Linked DNA regions of Homo sapiens: regions 1 and 2 are each linked to region 3. Evidence: chromatin loops called from intact Hi-C (ENCODE). Cell type or tissue: heart left ventricle. All regions are shown on one strand.

Region 1 (8,000 bases), 220 kb before region 3:
CCAGAGGTTTTGATAGGTCGTGTCACTATTATTCAGTTCAAATAATTTTTTAATTTCCATCTTGATTTCATTGTTGACCCAATGATCATTTGGGAGCAGGCTATTTAATTTCCATGTATTTGCAGGGTTTCAAGGGTTTCTTTTGGAGTTGATTTCCAGTTTTATTCCACTGTGGTCTGAGAGAGTACTTGCCATAATTTCGATTTTCTTATATTTGTTGAGACTTGTTTTGTGGCCCGTTGTATGGTCTATCTTGGAGAATGTTCCATGTGCTTATGAGTAGAATGTATATTCTGCAGTTGTGAGTAGAATGTTCTGTAAATATCTGTTAAGTCCATTTGTTCTAGGGTATAGTTTAAGTCTGTTGTTTCTTTGTTGACTTTCTGTCTTAATGACCTGTCTAGTGCTGTCAGTGGAGTATTGAAGTCCCCCACTATTATCGTGTTGCTGTCTATTTCATTTCTTAGGTCTAGGAGTAATTGTTTTATAAATTTGGGAGCTCTAGTGTTAGGTGCATATATATTTAAGATTGTGATATTTTCTGGTTGGACTATTTCTTTTATCATTATATCATGTCCCTGTTTGTCCTTTTTAACTGTTGTTGTTTTAAAGTTTGTTTTGTCTGATATAAGACTGGCTACTCCTGCTTGCTTTTGGTGTCCATTTTCATGGAATATCTTTTTCCACCCCTTTACCTTAAGTTTATGTGAGTTCTTATGTGTCAGGTGAGTCTCCTGAAGGCAGCAGCAGATACTTGGTTGGTGAATTCTTTTCCCTTCTGCCATTCTGTATCTTTTAAGTGAAGCATTTAGGCCATTTACATTCAACATTAGTGACATGGGTTGACCATGTCCTGGCCCAGATCTCATCTTGAATTGTAGTTTCCATAATCCCCATGTGTCATGGGAGGGCCCAGTGGGAGCTGTTTTAATCATGGGGGCGGTTACCCTCATGCTGTTCTTCTCATGGTGGCGGGTGAGTTCTCATGAGATCTGATGGTTTTATAAGGGGCTTGTACCCCTTTGCTCGGCGCTTCTCTCTCCTGCCACCATGTGAAGAAGGACGTATTTGCTTCCCCTTCCGCCATGATTGTATGTTTCCTGGGCCATGCGTAAATGTGAGTTAATTAAACCTCTTTTCTTTGTAAATTATCCAGTCTTGGGCACTTCTTCATAGCAGCGTGAGAACGGATTAATACAGTTAGTATTGAGATGTGAGGTACTATTCTATTCAACATGCTATTTGTTGCCTGAATGCCTTGTTTTTTTCATTGTGGTGGTGTTTTATAGGTCCTGTGAGATTTATACTTTAAGGAGGTTCTATTTTGGTGTATTTTGAGGATTTGTTTCAAGATTTAGAGCTCCTTTTAGCAGTTTTTATAGTGCTGGCTTGGTAGTGGCGAATTCTCTCAGCATTTGTTTGTCTGAAAAAGACTGTATCTTTCCTTCATTTATGAAGCTTAGTTTCGGTAGACACAAAATTCTTGGCCAATTGTTTTGTTTAAGGAGGCTAAAGATAGGACCCCAATCCCTTCTAGCTTGTAGGGTTTCTGATGAGAAATCTGCTGTTAATCTGATAGGTTAATCTGATAGGTTCCTTTGTAGGTTACCTGATGTATTTGCCTCCCAGCTCTTAAGATTCTTTCCTTCATCTTGACCTTAGATAGCCTGATGACTATGTCCCTAAGTGATAATCTTTTTGTGATGTATTTCCCAGGTGTTCTTTGAGCTTCTTGTATTTGGATGTTAGATTTCTAGCAATGCTGGAGAAGTTTTCCTCAATTATTCCCTCAAATATGTTTTCCAAACTTTTAGATTTCTCTTCTTCCTTGAGAACACCAATTATTCTTAGGTTTGGTTGTTTAACATAATCCCAAACTTCTCGGAGGCTTTGTTAATTTTTTTAAATTCTTTTTCTTTGTCAGATGGGGTTAATTTGAAAGCCTTGTCTTTGAGCTCTGAAATTCTGTCTTCTGTTGGTTCGATTCTGTTGCTGAGACTTCCAGTGCATTTTGCAGTTCTCTAAGTGCATCCTTAATTTCCAGAAGTTGTGATGGTTTTTTATTTATGCTATCTATTTCACTGGAGATTTTTCCATTCATATCCTGCATCATTTTGTTTTTTATTTATTTAAGTTGGACTTCGCCTTTCTCTGGTGCCTCCTTGATTGGCTTAATAGTCAACCTTCTGAATTCTTTTTCTGGCAATTCAGAGATTTGATCTTGGTTTGGATCCATTGCTGGTGAGCTAGTGTGATCTTTTGGGGGTGTTAAACAACCTTGCCTCTGCTGTATCACACAGGTCATCAGGGAAGTTGGGGAAAGCTGGCAGCCACAGCCCTCACCCAGCTCCTATGCAGCCCACAGCCCAAAAGGCCAGTCTCCCTCCCACCGTGCCCCCACAACAGCGCTGAGTTTATTTCCAGGGCTGAGAACTTTCTCTAGGCTACATGCCTCCCAGCTGAGAAAGCAAGCAGACTCACAGTTCCTGGCTGTCCCACAGAGCCTGGAGGCAGTCCATCTCCTTTAAAGGGTCTGTGGATTCTCTTGGCTTTCCTGGTATGTTCCTGCAGTAGTTCTTGGAGCAAAAGTTCACGATGTGGGCCTCCACACACTGCTCTGTTTGCCTGAGTGGAAGCTGCAAGTTAGTCCTTCCTTCTATTTGCCATTTTCAGGTTCAGGGCTCACTCCTCACTTCTTCTAAGTTCTCCAATTGCAAAAGCACATTCAATATTTTTAATAAAAAACATATGCTTTAAATATTATCCAATTAATTACTAACAGTACCCGACTAAAATATGTAACCTGGAGGAAAAAGAAAGACAGTCTGTTGGTAGTTCAGTGCTGTATGTATCCCAAGATGTGTTTTGATGGCCTTTTGTCACCAACTGGGACAGCATTGTGTCACTTGAGTTCTAGATTTGCGAAAATATTGACTGGCTGCCGTGTGTGCTCAGGATCCTGTAGCATAGCAGTGAGGAATGTTCAATGATGTTTTCATCAACCTGTATTTAGTGATCAGTATTGGTTACAGGGACTGCCACTCAGGAAGGGATATAGGTAATGGAAAATTAAAGTGAAATGAAAGGTGTTGGGAAGAAGCAGTAATTAATCCTGCTTGTTGAGGTTTCTAGGTGGGAATGAGTAAAAATTAACTTTTCTGAGGGAAAATGATGTCAAGTGAATAAAGGCTAGAATCCCTGCCTAACACTTACTGTGTTGTTCCTACACAAAAATCAAGCATAGTCAAGTCAACCATCCCTGGCTCCAGCTTTACCCAGGCTCTATAGAAGGGGTGCCTAGTGCCTGCAATTCTGATGACTCACAGCCGTCATCACCCAGGGGTAGCCCTTCTCAACTGGCCAGGAACAGGGCCCTGCTCTGGGGGGAAGGGTACATGGTAATCTCTTGTACAGTGAGGGGATATAGAGTTTTAAAAATCATAATGTTGTAATTATCAATTTTGTTTTACTCATAATAGTAATATTGAAATTTTAAATGACATTATAGAAGATATAGATATTTGCATTTATCAAAGGGCCATACAGTGTTCAGATGTGGGGAAAACTGCCCTGGGAAAGATTGTAAAGGTGATGGGAAACATTTATACTTTCTCTGCGGTCTGCAGTTGTGGCTGCATTTCATAAGGATCTGTTTTCACCTTGGTGATGGCCTTAGTGTTTCTTAAGAATGGAACCAATCCCCTCTGCCACCACCAGGGGTCCTTTGATGCCTGGGTGCCTCCTTTACCTTCCTAGGTGTGCAGAAAGTGGGTGCAGAGCTTTTCTGGGCAGAGAAGGAGCTCACCCTTTGGCAGCTGCTCCTACTCATCCCACTTTCACTTTCCTTGTGGCCACTGGCAGTGTTTTCTTAGATTAAAGGTTGTTCTCCCTTTATAGTTAAGAGTAATATTTACTAAGTTGTGTTGAAACTGATGTGGGCAGTGGACTGTCTCCTGCATTTCATTTAGTAGGCTCTTACTTCATCCTTTAACTTTCTAAACTGAGTTTCTTTCTCATGCGACAGTGAAATTGTGTCCCCTCATACTCCATGAGTCGGGACTGCAGTGGGAGGCTGGACACTGGATTACCTCTGATCACCAAGGCATCTTTTCTCAGATGGCCACCACTGTGCCACCCCAGTTCAGGGTCCTTTTAGAGACTCTTTGATTTCTAGAGTGTTTATTCCTATTCTTTGGGCTTTTAAACTTTTGTGTCATTCCTTGATCTAACCAAACTGTCAAGGCTTCAATTCCTGGATCTGTAAATGTCACCTAGCCATGGCTTTCACTGAAGGAGCCTGCGGGGGTTTCTTTGGAACAGCCACTTGTGCTTGGTGTCCACTGGCCTGGCCACGCCTCCTCTTCTGGCCTGAACCTGAGCCCTGGCTCTCTAGCTATCAACATGGAACCTCAGATCAAAGATGAGGGCTGGCTAGATGGTCATCTTGGCCTTGGATGGTCACAGACCTCTCTGGGTCTTATCTCCCAAGGGCCCCAGGTGACCTGTATGACAACATAGGGGGTTCTCTGGCTTGTGAAAGAACAATGCTGCCGCCCTCCTTGGCTCCAAGGGCTTCCAGACCAGAAAGTAGTTATTCCTGAAGGACTTGGCACCCTTCCTCCCAGGCAAGGAGGAGGGAGAGCCTTCCTGAAGAAGTGATGCTGTGGGCCCTGTGCGGGGGCTCACACCTGTAATCCCAGTGCTTTGGAAGGCCGAGGCAGGCAGATCACTTGAACCAGGAGTTCAAGACAAGCCTGGGCAACATGGTGAAACCCCATCTCTACAAAATATGCAAAAAATTAGCTGGGTGTAGTGGCACACTCCAGCCTCCCAGCTACTCAGAAGGCTGAGGTGGGAGGATCACCTGATCCCGGAAGGTCCAGGCTGCAGTGAGCTGTGATTGTGCCACTGCACTCCACTCCAGCCTAGGTGACAGAGTGAAACCCTGTCTCAAAAAAAAAGTAATTTAAATATTGTTTTAAAAAAGAAGTCATGCTATGTAAGTCTTGTCCAGGAAATGTCTCCTCCAGACCAGATGCTCTTGGTCATCTAGATGACCTGAACAATTGGGACAATGTCCTAGTAACATCACTGAATGTGTCAGTATCATGGGGCTGAGGATAATACACAAGAAGATTGTAGACCTCGCTGGCATCTGAAACAGCTCACTGCCATATTACAGCAGAACCTGGGTGGAAGATCTCCTCTTCGCATTTCTGTTTGCAAAATAACATCACACCTGTAGATCTAGTTACAGTGAAACTAGAAAGGAGCCATGCCAAAGTCATTTTAAAAAGAAACTTCATTCTTTGCCCTGTGATTTGGAGGCAAACTGATTACATGTTATTTTTACATTATTATTTGCAAAAATATGAAAATTTCCCCCTTTCTCAGAATTGGTGTCACCTTCATTGTCTTTTTGGTCCTCCCATCTGGGAACATCATTCCCATGTCTTCCTCACTTTGTTGCCCTCTTACCTATGTTGCCATAACACACATAGTTGATGGTCATTCCAGAAGTAATTGTAGCTTTCGTATATAATTATATTACTTCTTTAAGATTAGTCATAGTTTGCTTTTGATGTTAGGGACTTTGATTCTTTTTATTTATAATTATACCTCTACTTTACAAGTGTCAAAATACTGCCCCTGTCTCAGCCTCAGGCCACTGCTCTAGTCCCCTTGGTTGATGTCCCCAGGACACCCCCAGCCCACTGTTCTCCATGCTCATATCAGGATGTTTCAAAAAACCGTCCATTCAATTCAGCCTTTTAAGCAACATCTGTTACTAGCTTTTTCTCTTCATCCAGTGGAGGAGATATGGCTTATTTTAACCTTTCTTGTTCCTGAATAATTTATTAATGTTTCTGCTCCCTTTTATGTGTTTAGTAAACTGCAGTCCCTTGCGGATCGAGGTTTCTGGTTCTTGCCATGCTCTTTGTTGGAGGTGCTCTTCAGCAGCTCTCCATCACCAGCCAGTTGGTGACAAGAGGCCATCAGAACACATCTGGGGCACACACAGCAATGAACCACCAAGGGGCTCCTTCCATTCTCTTTCCTCCAGGTCACACCTTTTAATGGGGTGCAGTTGGTAATAAGTTGGATAATATTTAAAGCACATGCCTGTTTTTTACTTATTAAAAATATTGAATGTGACAAAGTTGTAAAAACAAACAAAAATGAACAAACAAAAAATATTATATGGCATTAAATTCATCCCCCAAGGAGCTTCTGTTCTAGGAAGACACCTTCTCCCCCAGGCTCCTGTGGCTTGCCATGGACAAGGGGGGAATAAACTGTCCTGTTGCTCTCTCTGACTCTGGAGTCCAGGGAGTCCTGCCTGAGGATTCTGAGGAAGTTGTGACTTCAAGGATTCACCTGCCTCTTTTAGCTAGGAGAGTAGGAGACCTGGTCTAAATCATTTGTGTTTAAAGGAAGTGTCTCCGCATCTGAGTTTCAGCTGCTCTAGCGTTTGTGATTTTGCCAACTGTCTCACTGTGGTTTCCACATTTTCTTATTCTTGTTCCCTTTGGAAGCCTTTCTTTAAAAAAAAAAATCATCAAGGACTTCTGGATATTTTTTAAAACTTGATTCTCTTTTTCTGAGACAGAGTTTCCCTCTTGTCACCCAAGCTGGAGTGCAATGGTGCATTCTCGGCTCACTGCCACCTCCACCTCTCGGGTTCAAGCGATTCTCCTACACTAGCCTCCCGAGTAGCTGGGATTACAGGCGCCCGCCACCACGCCTGTCTATTTTTTTTGTATTTTTAGTAGAGACAGGGTTTCACCATGTTGGCCAGGCTGGTCTCAAACTCCTGACCTCAGGTGATCCACCTGCCTTGGCCTCCCAAAGTGCTGGGATTACCAGCATGAGCCACTGCGCCCACCCAAAAAAATGATTCTTAAAGTTTTTTGTTGTTTGTTTTTTTTTTGAGACAGAGTTTCACTCTGTCACCCAGGCTGGAGTGTAGTGGCGCAATCTCGGCTCACTGCACCCTCCGCCTCCCGGGTTCATGTGGTTCTCCTGCCTCAGCCTCCTGAGTAGCTGGGATTACAGGTGCCTGCCGCCACGCCCAGCTAATTTTTGTATTTTTAGTAGAGACGGAGTTTCACTATGTTGGCTAGGCTGGTCTTGAACTCCTGACTTCAAGTCATGTGTCCACCTCGGCCTCCCAAAGTGCTGGGATTACAGGTGTGAGCCACCGCGCCCGGCCAGTTCTTAAAGTTTTAAGCACTCTTTAATATCTTGCTAAAATGTGTGCATACAGATCAAGATAGGGTTAACCTGGTGTATCTGGAGCCAGGCTGCCATGGTTTCAGAGATTTAGCAGAAGCAGAAAATCTGAGCCAGGTGTGACAAGACAAAATTGGATCCACACCAATAATTCAGAGATACTCGCAAGATCTCATGGATTAGAAGTGTGATCCAGTTGAATCTGAATCTCAAAGCACAGGTGACCCCAGTGGATAGTTGGGTGATATTATTATAGTACAAAAATGAAACGTCTAGATCCAACATCAGGGTAGGGGCCGGGCAGCCTGTAGGTTAGGAGCCAGCTCTGGAGCCAGACGGCCTGGGCTCAAACCTGCTATAACCTGGTGCAAGTTTCTCAACCTTTATGTGCCTCTGTTTTTTCTTTAAAATCATAATGGTATGTCTCTCATAGGGTGGTTATGAGGAGTAAATCAAATGTGCATAGTGTTTAGAACAGTGCCTGGCGTGCAATGTGATGTAAGTGTTGGGCACTATGAATTTAAATTACACACAGGTAATATAACAGACATTAAAAGTTATATCAACAAAGGAGGTTAAAAAGAGGTTTTGCTGTACAAGAGCAATTAGAAATGCAGGAAATGGGGAGTTAAGTAGCCAAGATTGGCATGAACCTGGCACAGGGAACCCTAGGAAGCATAGGACTGATGCCCAGACCCATGGACCTGAGCCCCACAGCCTGGAGGAACCATCTAGATGGGTGCGTCCACTCCATGCTGAAGCCTGGG
Region 2 (8,000 bases), 110 kb before region 3:
TGTGGCTTACGCTGTAATCCATGCAACTTGGAAGGCTGAGGTGGGAGAATTACTTGAGGCCAGGAGGTTGAGATCAGCTTGGGCAACATAGTGAAATCCCATCTCTACAAAAATTAAAATGTTTAAAAATTTTCAAAAAAGAAATCATTGCTTTTGAAAACTGTGATAGGCAGAATTCTAAGAATGAACCTCAATGACCCTTGCCCTTGTATAATCCCTACCCCTCTGAGTCTGGGTGAAACCTGTATATATGATGAGATGTCACTCCTGTGATATGTAATACTGGCACACCTCACAGATATTGCAGGTTCAGTTCCAGACCACCTCATTAAAGTGAGTCACACAGCTTTTTTTGTTTCCCAGTGCATATGAAGTTATGTTTACACTCTACTGTAGTCTATTAAGTGTATATCTTTAAAAATGTACACACCTTAATTTAAAAACACTTTATGCTAAAAACTGCTAACAATCATCTGAGCCTTCAGTGAGTTATAATCTTTTTGCTGATGGAGGGTCTTGCCTCGATGTTGATGGCTGCTTACTGATCAGGTTGGTGGTTGCTGAAGGTTGGGGTGGCTGTGGCTATTTCTTAAAATAAGACAACAATGAAGTTTGTCTCTTCAGTTGACTCGTGCTTTCACGAAAGAATTCTCTGCAGCAGGTGATGACGTTTGAGTGTGTGATACCCACAGTCGGACTTCTTTCAAAATTGGAATCAATTCTCTCAGACTCTGCTGCTGCTTTATTAACTAAGTTTATGTTGTATTCTAATCCTTTGTTGTCATTTCAACAATATTAACAGCATCTTCATCAGGGTAGGTTCCATTTTAAGAAACCACTTCTTTGCTCATCCATAAGAAGCAACTCCTCATCCATTCAAGTTTTATCTTGATATTATAGCAATTCAGTCACTTCTTCAGGCTCTACTTCTGATTCTAATTCTCTGGCTGTGTCCACCATATTTGAAGAGACTTCCTCCACTGAAGTCTCTAACCCCTCAAAGTCATCCATGAGGGTTGGAATCGACTTCTCACAAACTCCTGTTAATGTCTATATTTTGACCTCCTCCCATGAATCGTGAATATTCTTCTTGTTTTGTTTTGTTTTGTTTTGTTTTGTTTTGGTACAGGGTCTTGCTCTGGTTACCCAGGCTGGAGTGCATTGGTGCAAACAAGGCTCACTGTAGCCTTGATCTCTTAGGCTCAAGTGATCCTCTTGCCTTAGCCTCTCGAGTAGTTGGGACCACAGGCTCGTGCCACCACATCTTGCAATTTTAAAAAAATTTTTGTAGAGATGGGGTCTTGCCCTGTTGCCCAGGCTGGTCTCAAACTCCTGGGCTCATGTGATCCTCCCTCCTTGGCCTCCAAAATGCTGGGATTACAGGCATGAGCCACTGTGCTTGACCATATGAATGTTCTTAATGATATCTAAAATAGTGAATCCTTTCTAGAAGGTTTTCAATTTCCACCAGAGAAATCACTATCTATGGCAGCTATAGCCTTACAAAATATTCTTTTTCTTTCTTTCTTTCTTTCTTTCTTTCTTTCTTTCTTTCTTTCTTTCTTTCCTTCCTTCCTTCCTTCCTTCCTTCCTTCCTTCCTTCTCCTCCTCCTCCTCCTCCTTCTTCTTCTTTTTTGAGGGGAGACAGAGTCTTGCTCTGTCAACCAGGCTGGAGTGCAGTGGCATGATCATGGCTCACTGCAGCCTTGGCCTCCCAGACTTAAGAGATCCTCCTGCCTCAGCCTCCTGAATAACTGGGACCACAGGCATGTGCCACCATGCCCCGCTAATTTTTATTTTTCATGCTGATGAGGTCTCCCTATATTGCCCAGGCTCCATAATATACTTCTTAAACAATAAGACTTGAAAGTAAAAATTACTCCTTGATCCATGGGTTGCACAATGGATGATGTCTATGGCAATTTCTTCCAATGAAAGGCTGTCTCTTCTATATTGCAAATCTGTTGTTAAAGTAACCAGCTTCATCAATAATCTTTGCCAAATCTTCTAACTTGCTGTAGCTTCTCCATCAGCACTTGTACTGTTATGGAGATGGCTTAAAAAAAAAAAACCTCATGAACCAACTTCTGGTAGCTTCAAACTTCCTTCTGCAGCTTCCTCACCTGTCTCGGCCTTCATAGAATTGAAGAGAGTTAGGACCTTGCTCTGAATTAGGCTTTGACTTAAGGGAATATTGTGGCTGGTTTGATCTTCTATCCAGACCACTAAAACTTTGACCATATCAGCAATAAAGCTGTTTCAGTTTCTTATCATGCATGCATTCACTGGAGTAGCACTTTTAATTTCCTTCAATAACTTTTCCTTTGCAGTCACAACTTGGCTAACTGTTAGGTGCAAGAAGCCTAGCTTTCAGCCTGTCTCAGCTTGATATGCCTTCCTCACTAAGCTTAATCATTTCTAGCTTTTGATTTAAAGTGAGAGATTGCCGCTCTTCCTTTCACTTGAACACTTAGGAGACCACTGTAGGGTTATTAATTGGCCTAATTTCAGTATCGTTCTTTCTCAGGGAATAGGGAAGCCTGAGGAAAGGGAGAGAGATGGGGGAATGGTTAGTTGGTAGAGCAGTCAGAAGACACACATTTATTAAGTTTGCTGTCTACTACAGGCACTGTGTGTGGTGCCCCCAAACAATTACAATAGTAACATCAAGATCACTGACCATAGATCACCATAAAAGATAAAGTAATAATGGCAAAGTTTGAAACATCATGAGAATTACGAAAATGTGACACAGAGACACAAGGTGAGCACGTGCTATTGGAAAAATGGTGCCAATAGAGTTGGTAGATGCAGGGTTGCCACAAACCTTCAACTTATGAAAAACCTATTATGGGTTGCCACAAACCTTCAATTTGTAAGAAACCTATTGTCTGTGAAGTGCAATCAAGTGAAACACAATAAAATGAGGTACGCCTGTATTTTATATGAAAAGGGAGATTATCTGATGGGCCTAATATAATCATGTGAGCTCCTTAGAATCAGAGAATTTCTCCTGCTAGTGGGAAGAAGGGGGAAGTCAGAGATTCAAAGCATGAGAAGAATTAAAAATGTTCCATGGCTGGCTTTGAAGATGGAGGGCCATATACAAAGGACCAGAGTGCAGCTTCTAGAAGCTAAGTGATTCCCAGCCAACAGCCAGGAAACAGGACATCAGTCCTATAGCTGCAAGAAATTGAATTCTTCCAACAACCTGAATGAAGCAATTTCTTTCTCAGAACATCCAGATAAGAGACCAGTCTGGCCAACACTTTGAATTCAGTCTTGTGAAGCACTAGGCAGAGGACCCAGTAGAGTCTACCTGGAATTTTGGCCTACAGAAAATGAGGTAATGAGTGTGTGTTATTGAAGCTGCTGTTTGTGGTAATTTGTTATGCAGCAATAGAAAACTAATATGACAACTTTGTCCAGTTTGACTCTGCCATAGCTAGAAGTCCTACCTCCTGGCAGAGTTAATTTTGAAAAATAAAATCAAGATTTCTGGCTTCTCTTGAAAAATTGGAAGATCTTGCAACTTGAGATTTGAATTTCTAACATCTGCTAGAGCTGAGCAGCACTCTCCCTGTGCTCCTTGTTTACCAGGGTCTAGGGCCTCCAGTTCACCGCTTTTGTCCTTCACTGCAGGCCTACATCTCCAATTATAGGCCTGGCTGATATGGTTTGGATTTGTGTCCCTACCCAAACCCAAATTTCATGTCGAATTGTAATCCCCAAAGTTGGAGGTGGGGCCTGGTAGGAGGTGATTGGATCACGGGGGCGGTTTCTAATGGTTCAGCACATCCCCATAGTCCTGTTCTCCTGACAGAGTTCACACGAGATCTGGCAGTTTAAAAGTGTGTAGCACCTCCCCCGTCTCTCTTCCTCCTGCTCCGGCCATGTAAGACATGCCTGCTTCCCCTGGGCCTTCCACCATGATTGAAAGTTTCCTGAGGCCTCCTCAGAAGCCATCATGCTTCCTGTACAGCCTGCAGAACCATGAGCCAATGAAACCTGTTTTCTTTATAAATTTCCCAGTCTCAAGTATTTCTTGTAGCAGTGTGAGAATGAACTAATGCACTGGCTTTGGAACATCTGAATCCGTAACACCTGATCAGCACAACCTAACTGGTAGTAAGTGCTCAGTATTAGTTGAATGAGTGAACAGGCAACACGTGGGAGATTTTTACACATGAGCACATAAATGGACATTTGGGATGACCAAGGCTGATGGCAATGTATTCTTTAGTGTACTTAGGGAAGGGTGAAGGACACTGGCCACAAAGCCTGTCCACCTGAAGATTTCCTGGAAGTCCCATCAAGAACTTTCACTTGCATCTCATCTCATTGGCCAAAAGAGTGTCAGATGACCAGCCCTACTTCCAAAGAAGATGGGGAAATATAGTTTTCAGCTCAATCACATGCCACCCCAGCTCCAACAAGGAAATCAGCGTTCTGATAGAAAGGAGAAAAGAGGAGGGTGATACTGGGTTAATGGACTATCAGTCTCTACACTCAGATCATGAAAAAAGAGCAAAACCAGCACCCAAGAAGCCTTCTGTGCTTCCTCCTCATGAGTATCCCAACCAGGGTAACCACTACCTGATTTCTTACAACACAGATTAGTGCTGCCTCTTCTTCAACTTCATATACATGGGATCATACAAGTGGGTTCTTCTGTGGCTGACTTTTTTTACTTGCAGTAGGAATATTAAAGGAAAAAAAAAACAGTATCAGAGCAGCTCAAATTTTCTAATAAGAAATTTATGAATTAGCTTTGAAGAAACCAAGACTATCAGTGATGAAATTATCCACCTCCATTCCTTGAGTTTGTTATCATTAATTACCCATTTGTCCTTGAGACAGGGAAGGTCAAGAGAAATGACAGGAAAGAATAGTGACAAGGTTTCTTTCTCATGGAAAGTATTCAAGACACTTTAAAAATTGGAGCCATATGACCCCTAAATGGATGGACACAAAGTAGATGGCCCTAGTGCTGGCTAGAGTAGAGTCCTAGGGTCCCCACCAGGCCAGGCCTTCACCCTTAGCTGTTGGATTGAGAGGAGGTCTTGTCTGGACTTCCAAGAGGAGCGGGGATAACCAAGGACTTGGGGGCTCCAGGCAGTGGCCATTTATCAGTTGGTGCAGAATAAGCTTAGTGTTTTATCATCAGTACTGAGTGCTGCTGAACATTTGCCTTGCTCTTTACCAAAACAGTGTGAAGGCTGGACAGCCTCTGGTGAAACTGTGGCCATGAGGTATTCCACCATCACGAGGAATCACTGTAGCTCAAATGAAGTGTGTGTTTTGATGAGGGTGAGATTGATCCATCCCTTTAGAGACAGGAGGAAACGGGACACTGGACAGTGCAGACCCAGCCATTGGACTTGGCATCCAATAACTGAACAGAGCTGAGCTGAAGCACTGGGGCCTGGAGGTCAAAACAGCTGATGCTTACTTCCTTAGGTGGTCTTGAAAATAAAGCTTTACTAATTTCCAGATCACAATTCTCTTTAACTTTTCTACTCTGCTTCAAAATTAGGAAGTGTTACACATGTAACATTGACAATAACAAAACCAGGGTAAGGCAAGTAGATTCTGGGACCAAGACCAGAATCTGGTCTTGGTCCCAGAATCTACTTGCCTTACCCTGGTTTTATTATTAGGGCTCCCAGAAACAGTAGCCCTATATTCACTCTCAAACCCCACTCCCTTGCCTGGACTGTAGAGACCAGCAAAACTAATTGCTCATTTTCCTATGCTTTTTTGTAAATAGAGGTGGCCATAGAATCTGGTTCTAGCCAATAGATCCAGATGGAATTCAACTGTGGGGCAAGGGAAAGGGTTTGTGGAAAGCTTTTGTTTTTCTCATACAAAGGGACAGCTGCAGCTGGTTCTGGCCTTCCCCTGTCCTCCTGCCCTGATGGTGGGCATGATGCCTGGAATAGGAGCTGCCATGTTGAAGCCATGAAGGAGTGGCTGGGAGAAGCACAGCCACACTGGCTCTGGACATCAAGAGCGGCTGAACTAATGCTAACAGCTGCCTGCTTCAGACGTTTTGTTCTGTGAATAAATAGAGAACTCTGTTCATTATGCTTCCTTATAGCTGAAAGCATTCCTAATGGATACAACTAATATAAACCATTACTTGTCATGGATAGGCAAAAGGGTGGGGGTAGGGAGTACAGCAAGGGTTTTCCAAGTCTAATTAATGCCTCAGAAAGAAACTGTGGATGCTTTTAGTTCCTGAAAGCACGGGAGGTATCAGAGACTATTGGGATCAGATCAAAACAGCACAGGAGCCAAGTTGAAGGGCCTTCCACTGGCCAAGGAGGGGATAATCTGAGCATTAAAAAAACCTACAATGAATTAAAATTTGTTGAAAATGGATACATAAAGGGAAAGGTCAAGCAATTCTCCTGCCTTTCCTGTATGAACTGTATTTCAGAGTAACCAAAGAGATGATAAGTTCTTTAAGGAAGCATCCCAGCTAATAAAGACAGAAGGAATGATAGAACTAGAAAATCACCACTTCACAGCATGTAATGAAATAATGAATCTAGTCAATGACCATCAATAACCATTAGGTAAAAGGATGACAGAGAACTGTTAATAATGGATGGATCAGGCTAAGAACACTTGAACACATTGCTCAATTTTTACATCTCTAAAAATGGAACAATCGGATATGTCCCTTAGGATGTGATACATCAGAAGGTACACACCATCTCCTATTAAGTTTTCTAGCCAAAAAACTGTTTTAAGAAGAATTGAATCCAGTTTACCAGAAATGGATGATCAAGCTAAATGACTTCAAGAAGAAACAATCAGATAAATTTAGCATGTGAGATATTCTACAGGAAAAATGACTCCTTTCTCTCCCTCCTCATGTGAATGGCATAAAAAGGGGGAAGGTGGAAGGGGAAAGACTTGTAAAGTAAAAGAGACTTAAGAGTCTTTTCAGTAAAATACATTGTTTATTGGGTACACATGGACACAAAGATAGGAACAATGAACACTGAGGATTCCTAAAGGGGGATGGAGGGAGGGGAGCCAGGATTGAAAAAAACTACCTATTGGGTACTATGTTCACTACTTGGGAGATGGGATCATTAGAAGCCCAAACCTCAGCATCATGCAATATACCCATGTAACAAACCTGCACATGTACCCCCTCAATCTTAAGTTAAAAAAGAAGACAGGTGCAGTGGCTCAAGCCTGTAATCCCAGCATTTTGGGAGTCCAAGCAGGCAAATTGCTTGTTCTCAGGAGTTCAAGATCAGCCTGTACAACATGGCAAAACCCTGACTCTACAAAAAAAATACATAAATTAGTCCTGATGTGGTGGCTCACACCTGTAATCTCAGCACTTTGGGAGGCCAAGGTGGGCGGATCATTTGAGGTCAGGAGTTTGAGACCAGCCTGGCCAATATGGTGAAACCTCGTCTCTACTAAAAATACAAAAAAAAATAACCCGACGTGGTGTTGTGCACCTTTAGTCCTAGCTACTCTGGGTGCTGAGGCAGGAGAATTGCTTGAACCCGGGAGACAGAGGTTGCAGTGAGCTGAGATCAGACTATCGCATTCTGGCCTGGGCGACAGAGCAAGACTATGTCAAAAAAAAAAAAAAAATTAGCCAGGCATGGTGATGTGTGCCTGTAGGCTCAGCTACTGGGAGGATCAATTGAGCACGGGAGGTTGAGGCTGCAGTGAGCCGTAATTGTGCCTCTGCACTCCAGCCTGGGTGACAGAGTGAGACCCTATCTCAAAAAATGAGAGAATAGGCTGGGTGCGGTGGCTCACCCCTGTAATCTCAGCACTTTAGGAGGCAGAGGCAGATCGCTTGAGCTCAGGAGTATGAGACCAGCCTGGGCAACATGGCAAGACCCCATCTCTACAAAGTATTAAAAAAATTAGCCAGGTGTGGGGGTGTGCACCTGTAGTCCCAGTTACTTGGGAGGCTGAGACAGGAGGATTGCTTGAACCTGGGAGGTCGAGGCTGCAGT
Region 3 (8,000 bases):
CTGGTAGCTCCAAGGCTGCCAGTTTTTGTAGTTACAGTAGAGCTAGGCAGTGATTGTTGGGAGTAGGTCAGGTCGCAAAGCCATAAACTGACCAACCTGGGCAATATAGCAAGACCTCATCTCTATAAAAACAAAATTAAATTAAAAAAATTAGTCAAGTGTGGTGGCATGGGCCTGTAGTCCCAGCTCCCTGGGAGGCTGAGGTGGGGGGATTGCTTGAGCCTAGGAGTTTGAGGTTACAGTGAGCCATGATTGCACCACTGCCCTTCAGCCTGGGTGACAGAGTGAGACCCTGTCTTTAAAAAAGTAAAACAAAGTAAAGCCATAAATTGCTACTCTTATGGAGGTTCAGTAGTTCTTCTTAAGTAAACTTGTATTGTTGCAAGCTTTTGGTTGATTTTTGGAGTTAAGAAAAAGTTAATTTTAACAATTTTTTGCCAGTGTTTTCATTGCTTTTATGAAGAAACAGATTTATGAAGGTTCTCACTCTGCCATTCTGGTCCTCTATTAATTTACATTCAGCAGTTTATCCTTTTTTGTTAGTCTAACAATACCACTGTAGACATTCTTGTACACATGTCCTTTAAGCATTTGTCTGATTACTCTTAAATAAATTTTTCATGCTGGATCAAGGAGATAATGCTTGAAATTTTTATACCCCAGCAATGTAATAACAGTGTGGTCCCTTCAATAACACGCTCAACTCCTTTCCAGAATTGGGTTTGATCATTCTTTTACGTCTTTGCTGGTCTGATATGCAAAAGAATCATTTTTTGTTTGAATTATCATGTCCTTGATTACTAGTGAGAATAAATATCTTTTCCAATATTTGCCACTATTTGCTCTTCTTTTGTTTATATTATAGCTTTTCTCTATTCCTGTCTCCTCCCATCTCCCTCATTCTCCCCCACCACATCCCCCATGAAGAGCCTGAACTCTTTGAAAGGTTCAATTCCACTATTGCCTTATAAACCAATATATCTAAGTGCCAATGAAAAACTGTCTCAGACCAACTCAGAAATGCATGATGAAGTCATAACCAAAATGTCTTGGTGTAACAGATGTTACAGCTTCAGCATCAGGGGTGTTATTGCCTTGTACAATTGCTTGTGTGATCCCATTTTCCTGGGGTAGCACAGACGGCACTCCCAGCCTAACAGGAATCGGTTTTTCTGCTTTATGATGCACTCTAGAACCGCTAATTACGTCCATCTCACCCCCAGCTATTTGTTATCTCTTTCCTTCTCCAGACTGAGAGATGGAGGAGGGAAGTCAACCTGGCTTGTCCGAGGGGTGCAGGATAGCCTGCAGGAGCCCTGCCCAGACTTTGAATGTAACTCTCCCAGTCACAGCTTTTCAGGGGCCATCTCACCTGAGTCACCATGGGGACAAAGTACAGGAGGAACTTGCCTTACCCTGCTCATGGGAGACTCCATCACAAGATCGTGTCTCCTGCAGGAACAGGGGGCCCAGGAGACTCAGGATCCCACTCTGGCTCTGCCTAGAGTGTCGCATCCTAGAGAACAGGAGGATACCCTCGGGCAGCCCTTGCCTCTTACAGAATCAACACGGTCAACAGGAAGATGAGAGGCGGGACTGGCTGGCTTGAAGTCCTGTCCAGCCCAGCCACTTATGATTGGGTTACCAATGAACACCTAGCCCCTGCGTGAATATTCAGAGGTTGGTGAAGTGCACCCTCCTCAACCCTCACCTCCTGCTACCCACACAGGACACCAGTCCTCAGTTTGGTCTGGGGAGTCAAGCTGCCTGAGCTTGAATCCCACCTCCACTTTCTACTGGCTATGTGACCTTGGGCAAGTTATTTAAGCTCTCTGCTCCTCAGTTTCCTCACCTATAAAATGGGGACAATGCTATTACCTACCTCAGACAGTTGCTGGGAGTGGTTCTAAGAGAGGTAACAGATATACAGTGCTTCCAACTGTGACTGATAGACAGTAACCACTCAAAAAATGTTAGCAATCAAAACGCTTTAGAGTTTAGCCACTGCTCCTAGCCCTGCCCTCTGCAGCCATTGTCTATCTCAACAGCAGGAAATCTGCTAGGGCTGGGGCACACTGAGCACTGTGCCAGGATGCCCACCACCTGGGGATGGGTGAGGAGATGGGCTGGTGGAACCCTGGAACCCTGCTCCTGCACTGTTTCCTGGGAGAAGAATTTGTGCCTGCTCCCAAGTGCAATATATGGAGCCCCATGACTTAGAGTCAGAAAGATATGCCTTTAAGTGCCTGCTCCTTATTGACTCTCCATGAGACCTTCATAAGGGTGAATTCCTTAAGCTCTGGGTGTCGATTTGTTCATTTTGAAAATGGAAATCAGAGTATGCACCACTTGCTGTGTTAGGGGAAAGATTAAATTGCTAATGCCTAAGACCTGATAAACACCACTGGCACCACACTAAGGATTCATCTTGGGTCGTAAAAAGTGACATTCTGCTCTTATCATAAAGAGCCCCCCGCCCCACCTCCACAACCCTATTTCGAATAAAGGACATACCAGTTTCTGCAAATTTGGTCTTATTTAAAGCCAAGCAGAGGTGGCTTTTATGTGATGTGACATAAAAATTCAGACTGAGCCCTGTTTTGCTTTCTCTTTTGGCTGCTAACTTGACCTAGCTGCCTTTCTTCCCCTCACACCACGGGAGTTCGGGTTGCCAGGTAAAATCAGCACAAGTCTAACACTTCCTGTCAGCTCAACCTGAGTTTCTTCCACTTATGCTGTCTGCAGTGGCTTCGGCATCCCGAGCCAAGGGGCCAAGGGTGATGTGTGGCTGTGCTGACACATCCCCTTCCCCTTGAGTAGCCCTGGGACCTGGGATGCGGGAGAGGGAGCAAGTGAGCCAGTGCTCAGAGAACAGCCACCTACAGACCCCTAGGCAGGAGACCCCAAAAGGCCGCACTTAGCCTCCACAAAGAACCAGGCCCTCTTCCTCAGCGGAACCATTTCCAGAACGCAAAGCATCCTCTGGGGAGGTCCAGCTGCTGTGCCTTTGCCACTTCTCAGTGCTGAGCTGGTTTGGCAGGGAATGTGGCAGGCAGCAGTTGGCAGTCACAAGGGTCAGAGGAGCATTCTGTGGCATTTATACAGAGTCACGTTTCTGACTTGACTGAAAGTAGAATCTTTAATAATATATAGGTTTTAAGTGACTGAGGGTTGCTCTTGCCAAATCCTAGCATAAAGCATATTTTTACAGCTGGGATGATAAATCCCTGAAAGACGGCACTTACCATGGAAACGCTGACACAGCCTTTCATTCCCTTCACAGTGATTAAAATCCTTATTTCAATTTGTTTTTCTTTATTTTGAGCTAGAGTCATTTGCAAGCCCAGGAATACATCTCTCTGTGAAAGAAAACGAAATGCTGCCCTCTGTCAGAAATAAAATGAAACTGTTCTTAACTCACTGCAGTGGTACAAATCTCGCCTTGAAGAATCATGAAAACCCAGGAAATCAGGCTTTCTAGCCAGAGTAGAAACTCCTGCAGAACTTACCTTGTTTCCTAGGGAAAGTAAGACAGAGACAGGAAGGCAGGCAACCAACGGTGTGTTATCAAACCAGGGGCCACTATGGGCATCTGGAGATTTAGCCTTTGAGGAATTCCGGGAGCCATTGCAGCCAGTGCACATCAGGACCATCCTGCCTACAAGGTGGGATGCTCTGGGGTGTTTGTTCGCCAGTTCCCACCAGTCACTGGTTTCAAGCTGCCGCACATCAGTGCTTATGCATTTCTGGCCTGCTGCTCATTGCGGGCTCCAATGGCCAGAGGGAGCCCTCAGGCAAAGAGATGCAGATTTGGCAGTTGGAGGCCCAGCCCTTGTGCTGGTGAGGCTTGAGTGCATATAGGGAGCCCTGATCTGTCCACTGATCCCACTCTCCATTATCCCTTTTATGCTTCTTTGGACTGTTTTATTTGCAAGTATATTTAATATGGTTTGGATGTTTGTCCCCTCCAAATCTCATGTTGAAATGTAATCCGCAGTGTTAGAGGTGGGGCCTAGTGGAAGGTGTTGGGGTCAAGGGGGCAGATCCCTGATGAATGGCTTGGTGCCCTCCCCATGGTAATGAATGAGTTCTCAATCTTAGTTCACAGGAGAGCTGGCTATTTAAAGGAGGCTGGCACCTCTTCCTCCCTCTCTTGCTCACTCTCTCGCCCTGTGACATGCTGGCTTCCCTTCCCTCCTGCCATGACTAAAAGCTTCTTGACGCCTCATCAGAAACCAAGCAGATGTGGGCTCCATGCTTCTTGTACAGTCTGCAGAACTGTGAGTCAAATAAACTTCTTTTCTTTATAAATTACCCAGTCTCAGGTATTCCTTTATAACAACACAAAATAAGCTAACACAATATTTCATTCCCTTGGGGTTCAGGGAATTCCCTCTGTTTATCCAAGTCTTATCATCCGTGCTGAACCAAAAGCTCAGTGATCCTACTAACCAAATGCCCAGGAATGTCTTTCTACCTTTCCAAATCTTGTAATTGGAAAATCCATAATTGACCTGGCCACATGTCTTAATTTGCCAGTGAGATCTCAGCAGTGTTTCTCATTTAATAGCTGATGTGGTCTCAAATTTCCCAACCTAACAAGGCTTCATTCAACTCTGCAGATCATATTAGAACTTGGCCTAATGAGACCTGAGCATTTCCCTGATTCTGCACATGGTCAGAGCTTGGCAACAGGGTTTTCCAGAGTGTTCCACAGATAATCAGTCTGGAGAGATATTCCTCAGAATGGGGATTCAGAGATGAGATAAGCCTGGTAACATCACTAGGTATAGCACCCTCTTAAAGATCATAAGGCCCACCAGGATATTAAAGGCTCTGAGAAGTCCTGCAGGGAATAAATCCAATTAGCTTTGTTTAACTCAATGTTTCCCAACTTATTTCATCACTGGACTAGTTCTTCACGAAACATCTATTATCATCCTGTAACATACCAGATATAGTACACTTAACTGGATTTGCCTTTTATTTGTTTTCCCCCCTTATTTTAGTGAATTTTAAAAATATTTTTATTATACAAGTATGACATGTTTTGTAGAAAGACTGGGCCGGAGGCAGTGGCTCACGCCTGTATTCCCAGCACTTTGAGAGGCCAAGGAGGGCAGATCATGTGGTCAGGAGTTCGAGACCAGCCTGGCCAACATAGTGAAACCCCATCTCTACTAAAAAAAAAAAAAAAAATACAAAAAATGAGCATGGTGGTGGGTGCCTGTAATCCCAGCTACTTGGGAGGCTGAAGCAGGAGAAGTGCTTGAACCCGGGAGGCAGAGTTTGCAGTGAGCTGAGATCGTGCTTTTGCACTCCAGCCCGGGCAACAGTTCGAGACTCCGTCAAAAAAAAAAAAAAAAAAAGACTGAAAAAATACAAATAAGGAAAAAAGGAAGAAAAGGCACCGTGACATAATTACTGTGAACATTTTGGGTTCCGGAAGCGCATGTGTCCATGTTTCAGCATTCCTTTGTGAGAAGCAGTTTTTACTATAACAAAAATTAATCTGTCTTCCCAGATTATATTCGGTTTTATGACCCTTGATTCTAAGTAGCAGATTTCATAAAAGAAAACACACATTCTTCTAGCCAGCAAAAGCCAAAGAACCATTCTGAATTATTTCCAAAACCCCAGGTGGAGGAAAATTCCTCTACCATATGTTGCACCTTTTATGGGAAGTGGCAGGCCAAGAAAATAAATGAATTGGTAGGAAGAGGAAAAAATGTGATTTCTCAACCATGGAAAAATATTTATTATAAAAAAGGCAATAATGAAATACACTCAAGAATTTGGAAGGTTGTCTTTGGAAGATGAGCCCAAAGGTGACTTTCTTTGCTGCTGTAAAATCAAAGCATAAAGATAAGTATTTTGTAAAGCATCCTCTCTCCCCCGACAAAACCAGTCACAGTGGGAGTTAAAGCAGAGTAGGGAACACCGTGTCTTGGTTGTGGGAGAGAGAGCCTTGCCTGGGAGGTGACACAGCCCCTGGGGTAGGGCCAGGTGCGTCTCTCCCAAGAAGCACTGGGCTTGCTGCATGACCTCCAGATGCGGCAAGCCATGTGTGGGGCCATGGGTGGCTGCAGGGGAAGCAGGAGGTACAGCTGGTCACAATGACATCAGAGCAGGCCGAGGAGGGAGCACCTTAATTACCCCTTTCACAAATGGTCCCTGAAAACCTGAGCATGTTTCTTTGCTAGGGGCTTTGCCCTGGCTATCTGTTCCTTCAGACTGGCATCATCTTTCAGGTCTGAGTTTAGAGAGGGCCTGTGAGGAACCCTAGAGCACATAGCATTGGGGCAGGGCCAATATTTGCCTGACTGCAAAACCTACAGTCTCAAGCTTTGAGCTCTCACAGGGTTTTCAGATAGTTACAGTTTAAGAAGGGAAGATTTCTGCCTTAAACTTGGCACGTATGTGCTATCTGAAGTCTTGGGGAGAATATCTGATGCATAACTCCAGATCTCCTTCTTTTCAAGATAATGGCGTGTCTGAAATGGCTGAAGACAACTCCGATTCTGTCCTTTGGGGACTGGAAGACCATTCTGGGGTTGGGGGTGGGTACAGGCTCTGTGGACACAGTCACAAGCCACAGCCCCCTTGCTGCTAGCCTGTGTCCCTTGCCCTCTTGCAGCAAGAGCCAGCCAGTCCTCCAAGCTCTGTGACAACACTGCACAAGGCATGGACCCAGAGGAAGCCCCTCCAAGCAGAGCCAGCTGCCCACCGATGATGGCCACTGAGTGCCAACCAGACGCCACACTGTCCTACTGCCAGAGGGGGAACCTAGAGAGAAACATTCACTTTCATTTTATCTCATCTTCTTGTGTCAACTCCTCAGAGCGCTATCCCTGACCCCCTATATAACACAGCATCCCGTGTCACTGTCAAACCCCTGATCCCTGTTTATTTTTCTTCTTAGCATTTATCACTCCCTCATATCATGGTGTCTCTCTCTCCCTCTCTCCTTAATGATAGGCAGGGACATGAACCATCTGTTCACCTTGATTCTCCAGCACCCAGAACACTACCTGGCACCAAAACATGCTCAATAAATATATGTTAGTTGAACGTCTGCCTGTTCTTACAGTACGATGGGTACGTATCAGAGCTTCAGGAGTCCAGGTAAGGGCTGGTTGGGTATTCAGTCAGTTTGACTCCAGTCAGAATCCTGACTTCTTCTTTAGTTATTGCAGTAGGCGTCCGCTGTCAGAGCAGCAGTGGATGACACTGAGGGACCTGGGCTCTAGCCCCCTTCTCCTCTGTGACCTCCAGCAAGTCCCTTCCTCTCTGCCCATCAGCTTCCTCACTTAGAAAAAGAAGTGAGATGGACTCTAAATATCTTAGGGTAGGTTTCTATCCCCAAGGCAAGCACTAAAAGAAAAGTGGTTGATTAGGAAAGAAAACCAGTAGGGGAGTGGGAGGGTGGGTGTGACCAGCTAGGAGGAGGCCATGCAAGGGTGCAGTGTCAGGCAAAGTGCCCTGAAGGCTTCCCCTTGGCTACATCTTGCAGGGAACCCTGGCGACAGTGCAGGTCACACCCCAGAGTATCTTGGTCAGGGTGAGGCTGGAGCATGTACCCCTGCATTGTCATCCTTGGTCAAGTGCATCCCTAGAGGGCTGTAAATTCCAGGCATTTCCAGCCCTCCATAAGCACAGGCAGAGTGAACTCCAGCAGGCTGCGGGCAGCCCTCAGATAAAGACACAAATGCTGCCTGTTGGGGTGGGAATGGTAAAGGGAACGACCGCAATATGGGTGGAGTGTTGACATGGTCTCTTATGTGAGATTTAAGAAGGTCCTTTCCCACACAGTACTCAACAGTCTTTCTAGAAATGTGAGTTTTGACAAAGGACTTACCAGGTGTGCCAGCCTGTGCAAGTTACTGAATCTCTTTAAGCCTCAACATACTCAGCTGTGAAACCAGGAATAATGACATCTCCTCTACTTGTATCCTTACTAGTTTAAAGATGCCCCTGATTCGCTACAGAGGGTTGCACAA

The links. Hi-C counts contacts between places; a loop is a spot of excess contacts. Peaks named below come from ENCODE experiments on the same cell type or tissue, not always from the same donor. Only the 100,000 strongest peaks of a DNase experiment are listed, where the experiment ranks them.
Region 1: a loop joins it to region 3, with 6 times the contacts of the local background. A loop is called at or near these places in 47 of 110 quality-filtered maps.
Region 2: it touches region 3 in a loop (2.4-fold over the local background); 40 of 110 quality-filtered maps call a loop at or near these places.

Annotation. Positions count from the first base shown.
Region 1 is chr3:43,374,052-43,382,051 of GRCh38, reverse strand. The region is part of intron 12 of ANO10 (anoctamin 10); the gene reads left to right. Among named protein-coding and RNA genes, the nearest start is that of SNRK-AS1, 26 kb to the right of the region's middle. RefSeq lists a silencer at 3,581-3,875. In heart left ventricle, a CTCF peak has its summit at 3,711; no DNase peak of the experiment used is centred here; H3K27ac peaks cover 1,040 bases.
Region 2 is chr3:43,271,574-43,279,573 of GRCh38, reverse strand. No RefSeq gene overlaps it. Among named protein-coding and RNA genes, the nearest start is that of SNRK, 11 kb to the left of the region's middle. In heart left ventricle, no CTCF peak of the experiment used is centred here; no DNase peak of the experiment used is centred here.
Region 3 is chr3:43,157,676-43,165,675 of GRCh38, reverse strand. No RefSeq gene overlaps it. Among named protein-coding and RNA genes, the nearest start is that of POMGNT2, 56 kb to the right of the region's middle. In heart left ventricle, a CTCF peak has its summit at 3,406; a DNase peak (open chromatin) is centred at 2,798; H3K4me3 peaks cover 713 bases; H3K27ac peaks cover 645 bases.